Linked DNA regions of Homo sapiens: region 2 is linked to region 1. Evidence: chromatin loops called from intact Hi-C (ENCODE). Cell type or tissue: natural killer cell. All regions are shown on one strand. Links, peaks and the distances in the headings refer to the core of each region. The heading gives the core; the rest is flanking DNA. Region 1 overlaps WNK2 (WNK lysine deficient protein kinase 2). Region 2 overlaps WNK2 (WNK lysine deficient protein kinase 2).

Region 1 (5,365 bases), core at 293-5,292:
CCCAGGGGTAAAGAAAAGATTTCAGTGAATCCAGTCTTACTATTAACACATAGTGTTTTAAGACTTCCTTTATTCCCCCTCATTATAAAAAAAAAAAACATGCTCATAAAAGATTCAATGATACAAAAGAGGATTTGGAAAAACATTAGGCCTCCCATTATGCAAATACAGCCCCTGTGGATGTGCTAGCCAGCTTTCAATTGTCAGAAGACACAACTGAAACATTTTAGTGTTTAGTCCTGGGTAGGTCTAAAATGGACACAGAGGCGGAGCCCCCCACGCTCTGAGCTCCCTGTGCCCAGTGCCATGAAGCAGTGACCTTTTCAAGGGGGCTTCCTTCAGGATGCTGGCCAGATGACAGAGAGCAGAGCAGAGGGTGAGCTGGAGGAGAGTGAGGACCTGCAGAACTGGGGGGGCCCCAGCCAGACCCAGCCTCGAAGGCTCTTTGCAGGGATCCGGGAGGGCGGGCCACAGGGTGTTGCCATGGTGACCACTTCGGGGCTCTGCAGGGCTTGGCCACCCAAAGAAGCCTCCCTAACCACTAACCTATAACCCCCTTTACCCTATAAATGGAACCACACAGCACGCACTCTTTGGGGCCTGGCTTCCTCTGTGTGTGCTCCAGAGTCACCTGTGTAGTTTCGAGTATCCACAATCCATCCCTGCTTACTGCTGAGGGGTGTCACGTCAGATGGTGGGTGTACTCCAGTGTGAGGGGGAGGGAAGGCTGAGGAAGCACCCCCAGCCTTCCACCTGACCAACAGGGAAGGACAGGCCCTGCTTGGAGGTGGGGAGCCGGCTTTGTGGAGCGGTTCCAGGCCTGCTATTTTTGAGAAGGGCCAAACAACCCAGTCCATGAAATACACGTCAGGGCTCCAAATGGAGGCCCACACCTAGAGCCACTGGCGTGGGGATGTTCTTCAAGGCATGGGAGTCATGCAGAGAGGAGCAGAGAGGCTGGAGAGAAGCCCCAGGTGCTCAGATGCTACAGGCTGGGTCCTGGAGGAGCAGTCAGCCAAGGACAGGACTGTCCTCAAAGCCAAGGAGGGGGCTGTCCCCAAAGCCAAGGAGAGGGTTTCCAGATGGCCAACAAGGACGTGAGGGCCTGGCCTCCTGGCCTGGTGTCACCCACACGCACTCAGGGCCGACATGCTCACCAGCCCCTGCTAACGTGCCCCAGACACCCTGGCCTGAGCCTGCCTGTCTTGAAGTCCCCTCATCAAGAACACAGCTCTCAATGCAAGCTGGAATGAGTTCAGCTGGAGATGGACCCCAGAACCCAGCCCTTCAGGGGAACTCACCTTTCCTCCTTGTTTTTGCAGATACACTCCCCAATAATCTCCTTGATTTCAGGATCGTGCACTTTCTCAAAGCTGGCCGGCTTGATACCCTGACAGGGAGAGAGCAGAGTTACCTGACCCGATCGGCTGCCGGAAGGCGAGGCCTCCACCACAGTGGGAGGAACTCCCACTCCCAGCCACGGCAGGACACGGGCACTGGACTTAACCTGCACAAACTACTAGAAAACTGGGCAAAATATGTGAAACGGATGACAGGGCAGAGCCAAATGCGGGCTCTGGGAGAAAGGGACACAATCTCCCATGGCCCCAGCTCACTGCCCAGAGCAGTTCCCAGACAAGGCACCGTAAACCAGCAGAGCCCTGTGGCCCCACTGAGTTGAGGGGTAGAGCTGAGTTCAGGAAGGCTGAGGAGGCCACAGGCAGAGTTCCAGAAAGAAGAGAACATACAGCAAAAAAAAAAAAAAGAGCCCCAAGTATCTGCACCTTGGTCCCCTCCAGCCTTTGCTGAGGACCAGACCACAAAACCACATGTGCATTGTCAATGCCACAGGGCCGGGTGAAGAACCACAGGGAGCTGCAGGCAGGGCAATTCACAGAGTTCACACAGGTCAGGATGTGTACAATGTACAGCATCCAATCAAAAATTACTAGAAATGCTGAGATGCAAGAAAATGTGACCCACGACCTTGCAGAAAAGCCAGCCAACAGAAAGAGACCTACAAGTGAGAGGGGCTGCAACTTGTAGGCAAGCAGGTTAAAACTCTTTACAGATACATACAAGCAGTAAAGGAAAATGAACATAAAAAATGAGAGATAAAAACAGAACCAAATAGAACTCGAGATGAAAAGCCCATCTGAATCGAACACTTCACCGCAGCAGACTGACAGCAGATTACACACTGCAGAAAAAAGACGAGTGAACCTGAAGATGTGATGCAGCAGAGAAAGATGGTCACTGAGGCTCTATTCTGCTCATTTCAGAATCTGAAATGCTACCAAGGTCACATATGCACATGACATTCATAAAACTGGAATCCCAAAAAAGATAAGGGGACATAAAAAAAGACTTGAAGAAATAATGGCTGAAAATTTCACAACTTTGATGGAAACTCTAAGCCCATAGATGAAGCGAGATAAAGCCGAGCTGGGAATAAATTGAAGAATTCTGTGAAACCGCTGCAATTCCCTTCCAAATCTCCCCTCCCCACTGCTTGAAGCCAGGAGCCTGGTCTCCTACCATTCAGAACCTTCTTGGGTCACCCTACTTCTGTCAAAGCCACCATCACCCCGGCCACAACACACTGCACACCTCCACCTCAGCTGCAGAATTTGATACTGGGGTTAACACCTCAAATGCAGCAGTCAGTCTCTGGAAAGGTGTTGATCAGAGCTTCACCGAGCCTCCCAAGTAGGGCCACGAGGGCCCCTGTTCCAGGAGGCTAGTAGAGGCAGCGCCATGATGCGGTGGATGGGATGCCTCCTACAGAGCCGGGCCTTTCTAACCACACCTGGGCTTCCTCCCCACACCTCCTCCTTGAGGGTGCAGGAGCACTATTTGTGGTCACTGCTGCTGGCCAAGGGCCAGGCCATGCGGCTTTGTTGCGGGGGGGTGCGGGTGGCAGCCTGAGGGACAGTGGCTCCTCACCCAGCTGATGGCTGTGCATGAAGGGAGCAGAGGGCAAGCCCTGCAACCGGACTCAGAAGCAGCAGGGCGGGGCCAGGTGCTGCTTGCAATCTGCTAGGTTGTTTTGTGTTGGAAGTGGAGTAAGACGGTGTATGAGCAACTAATTTTAAAAAATTTTAAACACAATGAGGGTACCAACTATCACGTTCTTTCTCCTTCAACACGATTTAGCCTTCAAAAGCTTCACCTGACTCTTAATATAGAGAACATAAAGCATAAATTTTCCCAAGGTCAGGGAGGAGGGTGGGGGCACGCCCACCTGCCCTGGGTGCTGGAGCCCCCAGCCTGGGGCAGACACAGGAGTGAAGAACCTAAGGGCTCTGCCCAGTAGTGTACACCCCCAGGGTCGAGGAGCACCACCAGCCCCTGGGACAGCTTCAGGACAGACCACCATCCACCCTCCACAGTGAACCCAGGGGCCCTCCCATCCCACACCAGCACCCCAAGGCCTGGCAAATGGAGCTCTTAATCTCTGGAGCGCCCCACTTCCTCCTGCTGCAGACCATCCCTGCCTCCCTGGAGGGCCGCTGCACACAGCCAGCAGGTCCTGACACTCCTTCCAGTACCCACGGAAAACTGTGCACCTGTCTGTGAAGTTTCTGACCCAGGCCCACAGGTGAGTCAAGGACTCTGTCTGCCCTCCCACTTCCTCAGGGGCACACAGGAGGGGCTCAGAACAACCAAGTGACCGATGATTTACAACAACCAAGGGACAGAAATGCAGGTAATCTGCAAGGAGGGCTCGGGATGGAGGGATGGGTCAGAGTGAGGCTGTGCAGCTGCTGAGGACCACAGCCCCTGGTGCACCTGCAGAAGCAGCCATGGCCCCGCAGAGCAGCACTGAGGGGCAGCGCGGCCCCACCCAGTCAGGTGGCATGTGGAGACAGCAGGGACTGCAGGGATCAGGGCAGCCTGGGCCCTCAGTGCAGACGCCGCATGTCAGGGACAGCTCTGCAGGCCCCTGGGCTTCACAACAAGACGGGTGGTGCAGAAAACAGGCACAGAAAGCCTTGGCCTGGCCATTCCATTTCCAGATGTTCTGTTTGCATTCCCTCCACCCAGTGGGGCCACCACAGAGGGAGGACAAGACAGATCTGTTTATGCAGCTGAAGCCGTCCGATTAAAGAAAAAAATCACAGCGACAGCAAAACAGGGATTAACGTTCCCAGCTGCCTGGCGCTGACGACTGCCTAGAGACACACTTGGTGTAGGAGTGACTGGTTTAGCTGAAAAAGAAATCAAACCATTGTTTCAAAATGAAGAAGATAGGAAAGCAGGCAGCCATGGGCGGCCCAGAGTGTGAGCACTGGGGATGGGTGGCCTAGGCACGCCTCCAGGCAGGGGGCTATGGTGAAGCTCCAGCCTCTCTGAGCCTCAGTCTCCCCACCATCCCTGCTGTGAGAGCGACAGCCTCCATGGGTAAGCACTGCCCACAGCACCCCATGCACCACCATCCCTTCAGGTAGGAGACCTTGAGTAACCACCCCGCTACTAAGCCTCAGTTTCCCCCTCTGTAAAATGGCCAATCTCCTCAGTTTCCCCCTCTGCAAAATGGCCAAGCTCCTTACACAGCTGCCAGGATGGCTTTACAGAGCCACATGGAGCCCAGCCCAGGGTACGGCCCAAGGCCTCTGTGTCCTTATTAATTAACCAAGGGGCCAGGTGGACTCACACAGGTGACCTTGCGGTAGATCTGGGCCGCATTCTGGCACTCCGAGTAGGGGTACTCCGAGGTGGCCATCTCCAGCATGCACATCCCAAAGGCATAGACGTCCACGGACTCATCGTAGTGCTCCTCGTACATCTCGGGCGCCATGAACTCGGGAGTACCTGTGCCCGGAAGCAACAGACGCAGCTGTCAGCTGGCCACGGGCCCAGGAAGAGCTGGAGCCAGTGTCCCGGGAGCTTTGGCTGCCCAGAACCCCATGTCCCCTCCACATCCCATGGCACACTCAGAACACCTGGACCCCAGGGCCAGCCCTGCCCCTCACTTGGGACACAGGTGTGCTTTACAGACAGGGTTCCAAAAGTTCCACCTGGAACCACAGGAGTCCAGGGTTAGAAATCAGGTGACAGAGCCATCCCCTGCTCATAAGCTGGGAGACTATGACTTCCCAGGGGACGGGGTCCGAGCCTGGAAGGAGGCAAAACCCTGAGTACGCCCTCGCCTGTGGACACTATGATCCTGCCACAGGCTCGGCCGCAGCCACGTTCAGAAACCCTGGAGCAGAAAGAACTTGGGTTGCTACGGAGCTACCTAAAGCCACAAAACCCCTAAATGTCCCAAAGTGGGGAAAGGCTGGGTACACTCAGCCCACCCCTACAAGTGTCACGCAGCATGTACAACAGTCAGCATCACTGAAGACAGTGTCCCTGAATG
Region 2 (5,365 bases), core at 98-5,097, 78 kb before region 1:
GGAAGGTACACGTGGCTGCAATCAGCTGGCCTCCCTTAGTGGCCCCCAGGGTGCCACAGTTTCTCCATCCTCAGGAGGCAGCAGTCCTGGAACCTGCTGTGACAGGCACCCTCTCAGGGCTGACACCAGAATGATGGTGTGGGGCCAGGAACCATCACCCTCCCTTGTTTGCTTCCCCAAGCTGCAGCCTGATAGCCTCTAGGCCACACACCTGGGTGTCCACCAGCCAAAATGGGACTTGGAGGAGGACTAGTGGGGCCTGGACCCTGAGGGCGCATGAGTGACCCCACATGCCTCTACTCAGCCACCACAAAGCCCTCCTGCTTGGCTGGTCAGTGCCCTCACAGGAGCATGAACCACCCAGGAGCTGGCAGGAGCAGAGCCCCAGGACCTGGGCAAAGCAAGTGTGCAGGGAGGTGATGGCAAGGCAGCCCTTCCACTGTCCCAGCCCGGGGAGAAGCTGTATGCGGGGTGTGCCCCAGGAAGGCAAGGCTGCTGGCCACGGGGAGTCACTCCTCTCCACTCCAGGGAGGGCCCCACTGGGCACTCTTCACAGGTGCATGGAGGGCACTCGGTGACTTCCACAACCCTTCCTGGAAATCAAGCTCGGCAGTCAGGGGCTGGAGGGGCCTCCTTATCTGGAAGGTCCTCTATGGAACCGACAGCTGAGCCCCTGCCCACGACAAAATGCCCAATACCTCCCCAAGGTGCCTCCATGCTTCCAGTCGACACCACGGGGATCTCCAGGCGGGGAGGAAAAGGAGTCAACCGCACAGACTGGACAGAGAGAAGGAGAACTGGCCTCATGCAGATGACAAGACTGTGTATGCAGAAAACCCACAAGAATGGACAAACCAATTTCTAGAACTAATAGCAAATTTAGCACAATTGCAGGATATGGGGTACGAAAGTCAACCATAGTTTTATATTCTAGCAACAGGAAGCTGGAAAAGGAGATTTAAAGAAAAATAACATTTATAATAGCATTCCAAAACATCAGCTACCTAGGGATAAATTTAATGAAAGAGGTATAACATCTTTACACTGCAGAGAAACAAAAAAGATGCCAGTAAACGGACACTACATTCACAGGAACGCTCATGTTGTTCATATGTCAAACCTCACCCAGATAATCAACAGACTGAATCCACTCCCAGCCGAAATCCCAGTGGGCTAGCCTGCAGAAAGTGACAGGCTGTTCCTAAAACATATGGAAATATTAACGACCTGAAAAAAATCAAGAACTTCTTGAAGAAGATCAACACTGAAAGTCTTTCCTGAGCAAAGATTAAACTTCCTAGAAAACTTCAGTCATGAAGAGAGTGTGGTGTTGCCACAATGATAAGGGAATTGCTAAAGCAAACAAAATAGCAAATTCAGAAATGGACCTACACACAGACGACCACTTGACGAATGTCTGCTCAATTCAGTGCAATTCAATATGGAGAGGAAGGGGCTGGAACGATCAGATATGCAGAGAGGAAAAAAACAGATTTACCTCTGCATCAAAATATACTCAAGAGTTCATTTGAGATGGCTCATGGGATCTAAAGCAATAGCTAAAGCTGCAAAGCTTTTAGGAAAAAAAAAATTAAAATTTTTACCATTTCATGTTCACCATTAAGAAAGTGAAAACACAAACCACAGATTGGTAGACTATATCCATTATATACACACACACACACACACACACACACACACACACACACACAAGGGGTCTTCAAAAAGTTCATGGAAAAGACATACCATGAAAAAACTATGCATGACTTTCAAAAAAAATCTTTGTACCCAAATAAACTTGTACTAACTTATTGCAGCATGTCTGAAGAGGAGGTAGTCTGAGGCACTAAGAAGGAGAAGACTTCAGTTTGAAAAGAGCCCCTATCACAATAACGTGAATTCTGCCAAGCAAGAACCAACATCACATGTATGGTGAAGCTTGGGTGGAAGAATGGTGAGATCACTGATGCTTTCTGAAAAGTTTACAGGGTCCATGTCCCCAAAGAAAATAGCAGTTTACAAATGGTTGACTTGTTTTAAGAAGGGATGAGACCATGCTGAAGACGGAGCCCACAGCGGCAGGCCATCCGCATCACTTTGTGAGGAAAACACTCATCTGGTCTGAGCCGTAAGTGCAGAGGACGGGTGGTTAACAGCAGAAATAGTGGCCAACACCACAGACAGCTCAGTAGGTTGAGCTTACACAATTCTGACAGAAAAATGAAAGTTGAGCAGACTTTCCACTCAATGGGTGCCAAACCCATTGCGCCCACATCAGGCGCAGAGAAGAGCAGAGCTGTCAGTGGTAACTTTGAACAAGTGGGATGGAGATCCTGAAGCTCTCTTTGAACTATAGCGACATGAAACGTGGCTTTCCTGGTATGGTCCTGAAGACCAAGTGCAGTCAAGGCAATGGTGCTGAGGGCTGGAAGTGGTCCCATCAGAGCAAAAGTGGGCCAGTCAAGAGCACATTGTGGCAACAGCTTTTGGGATGCTTAAGGCATTCTGCTTGCTGACTTTCTGGAGGGGTAACAAGGAATGTAACATCTGCTTAGTATGAGAATGTTTAGGGAATGTTAGCCAAAGCTTCAGCAAAACCCCCCCCGGGAAAGCCTCCCCAGAGAGTCCATCTCCATCACGACAATGCTCCTGCTCGTTCCTCTCACCAAAGAAGGGTGATTTTGCAAGAGTTTCCATGGGAAATCATCAGGCATCTACCCTACAGTCCTGATTTGGCTCCCTCTGACTTCTTTTTGCTTCCTAATTTTGAAACATCTGTAAAGGGCACCCATTTTTTGTCAATTAATAATGTAAAAAAGACTCCATGGCCATGGTTAAATTCCCAGGACCATTAGGTCTTTAGGGAGGGACTAAATGGCTGGCATCATTGCTTATAAATGGCTGGCATCATTGCTTATAAATGGCTGGCATCATTGCTTATAAGTGTCTTGAACTTGATGGTGCTTGTGTTAAGAAAAAAGCGTGTATTTCTTCTTTAGTAGCTGTAACTATAGGTATGTGCCACCATGCCCAGCTGTTTTTTTTTTTTCAGACAGGGTCTTGCTCTGTCGCCAGGCTGGAGTGCAGTGGCACTATCTCGGCTCACTGCAGCCTTGACCTCCTGGGCTCAAGCGATCCTCTCACCTCAGCCTCCTTAGTAGCTGTAACTATAGGTATGCACCACCATGCCCAGCTGTTTTTTTATTTTTATTTGAGACGGACTTTTGCTCTTGTCGCCCAGGCTGGAGTGCAATGGCACAATCTCGGCTCACTGCAACCTCTGCCTCCCAGGTTCAAGCGATTCTCCTGCCTCAGCCTCCTGAGTAGCTGGGATTACAGAAGCCCACCACCATGCTGGGCTAATTTTTTTTTTTTTTTTGTACTTTTAGTAGAGACAGGGTTTCACCATGTTGGCCAGGCTAGTCTTGAACTCCTGACCTCAGGTGATCCACCCGCCTCAGCCTCCCAAAGTGCTGGGATTACAAGCGTGAGCCACTGCACCCAGCAGCCCAGCTAATTTTTATATTTTTTGTAGAGATGAGGTTTTGCCATATTGCAAAGGCTGGTCTTGAACTCCTGGACTCAATCAATCCACCTGCCTCAGCCTCCCTAAGTGCTGGGATTACAGGTGTGAGCTACCATGGCCAGCCATATATTTCTTACTTTTATCTTTTAATTCCATTTTTCTGTGAACTTTTGGAAGCCCCCTTGTATATGACAAAAGATATATGATGAACTCCCACAAATCAATAATAAAAAGTTAAACAAATCAACTTTTAAATGGTCACTATCCTTGACCAGGCACTTTTTAAAAGACGGCTGATAAGAATATGAAAATATAAGAATATGAAAATTGTTTAATTTGCTCTAAGGCAAATTAAACAATAATGAGAAACCTATTACTAGACCTCAAATTCTTTTTGCAAATACAATTTCAACTACAATGTCCTACACAGAATATTTAAAAAGTCACAAGAAAAGACAAGGCAATATAAAGAAAAACTAGGACAAAGAGCAAACAAAAACTAAAAAATATTATGTGAAGGAGATACAAGATAGAGAATTTTGGTAAAGAGTCAGAAACTTTTTTTTTTTTTTAAAGATACAGGAGATACGGTTAAAAAAAAATTCAACTGAAAAACACAATAACCCAAATTAAAAACTGAATGGATAGGTTTAACAGCAGTTTAGACACAAAGAAAAATTTAGTGACCTAAAATCTAAAGCAAATAAAACAGGAAGGTATGACTCATTCAAAGGAAAATATTTAACTGACAAAAACATGCCCAAGGAAGCCTAGACATTGGACTTAGTAAACAAAGGCTTTAAACCGACTGTCTTAAATGTGCTCGAAGAACTGAAGGAAGCCATGGACACAGAACTACAGGAAGTCAGGAAAATCACAGAGGAACACAATGAGGATATCAACAGATAGGAATTATGAAGGTGATCAAATGGAACTAGAAGAGCTGAAAATAATAACTGACACTTACAAATTCACTAGAGGGGTTCACCGGCAGATCTGAGCAGGCAGAATAAAGAATCAGCAAGCTGGAGACACTTACAATGGAAATGATCCTGTGAGGAGCAGAGGAAAAAAGTGGCAGAGTGGACAGAGCCAGAGGGTGGTCCACCATGAAGTGGATGAGTAAAACATTACGGGAGTCACAGGAGAGGAGAGCCCAGAGATGAAGGCTAACTCTTATGCTGCAGTGACTCTCCACAAGGGGGCCAAGACCATTCAAAGGGGAAAGCAGTTTTCAACAACGTCTGCTGGGAAAACTGGATATGCACATACCAGAAAAAGAAGGTGGAGCCCTGCCTTGCCTCACAAAAATCAACTCTATCCCAGCACTTTGGGAGGCCGAGGCGGGCGGATCATGAGGTCAAGGGATCGAGACCATCCTGGCCAACATGGTGAAATCTCGTCTCTACTAAAAATAAAATAAAATAATTAGCTGGGCATGGTGGTGCAAGCCTGTAGTCCCAGCTACTTGGGAGGCTGAGGCAGGAGAATTGCTTGAACCCGGGAGGCAGAGGTTGCGGTGAGCTGAGATCATGCCACTGCACTCCAGCCTGGCGACAGAGTGAGACACAATCTCAGGAAAAAAGAAAAAAAATCAACTCTAAATGGACCAAAGTTCTAAATGTGAAAGCGAAAACCAGAAAACTCTTAGTAGGAAACTTAAGGAAAAGGTTTCACAACACTGGATTTGGCAGTGATTTCTTGGGTATTTCACTAAAGGCACAGGCAACAAATGAAAAACAAGACAAATTTTAAAACTTTCGTGCATCCAAAGGCACTATCAACAGATCATATATCTGATAAGGGATTAATATCTGGATTATGCAGAAAATTCCTAAA

The links. Peaks named below come from ENCODE experiments on the same cell type or tissue, not always from the same donor. Only the 100,000 strongest peaks of a DNase experiment are listed, where the experiment ranks them.
Region 2: it touches region 1 in a loop (2.5-fold over the local background); 1 of 110 quality-filtered maps calls a loop at or near these places.

What each region holds. Positions count from the first base shown.
Region 1 is chr9:93,234,258-93,239,622 of GRCh38, reverse strand. WNK2 (WNK lysine deficient protein kinase 2) reads right to left here. Exons shown (of 30, transcript NM_006648.4): 5 at 4,658-4,815; 6 at 1,302-1,390. Among named protein-coding and RNA genes, the nearest start is that of WNK2, 53 kb to the right of the region's middle. RefSeq lists an enhancer at 1,071-1,571. In natural killer cell, for the core only: no CTCF peak of the experiment used is centred there; DNase peaks (open chromatin) are centred at 1,842 and 2,622; H3K27me3 peaks cover 999 bases.
Region 2 is chr9:93,312,131-93,317,495 of GRCh38, reverse strand. All of the region lies in intron 28 of WNK2 (WNK lysine deficient protein kinase 2), which reads right to left. Among named protein-coding and RNA genes, the nearest start is that of WNK2, 130 kb to the right of the region's middle. In natural killer cell, for the core only: CTCF peaks have their summits at 4,525 and 4,726 (motif pointing right); DNase peaks (open chromatin) are centred at 2,205 and 4,725; H3K27me3 peaks cover 2,414 bases.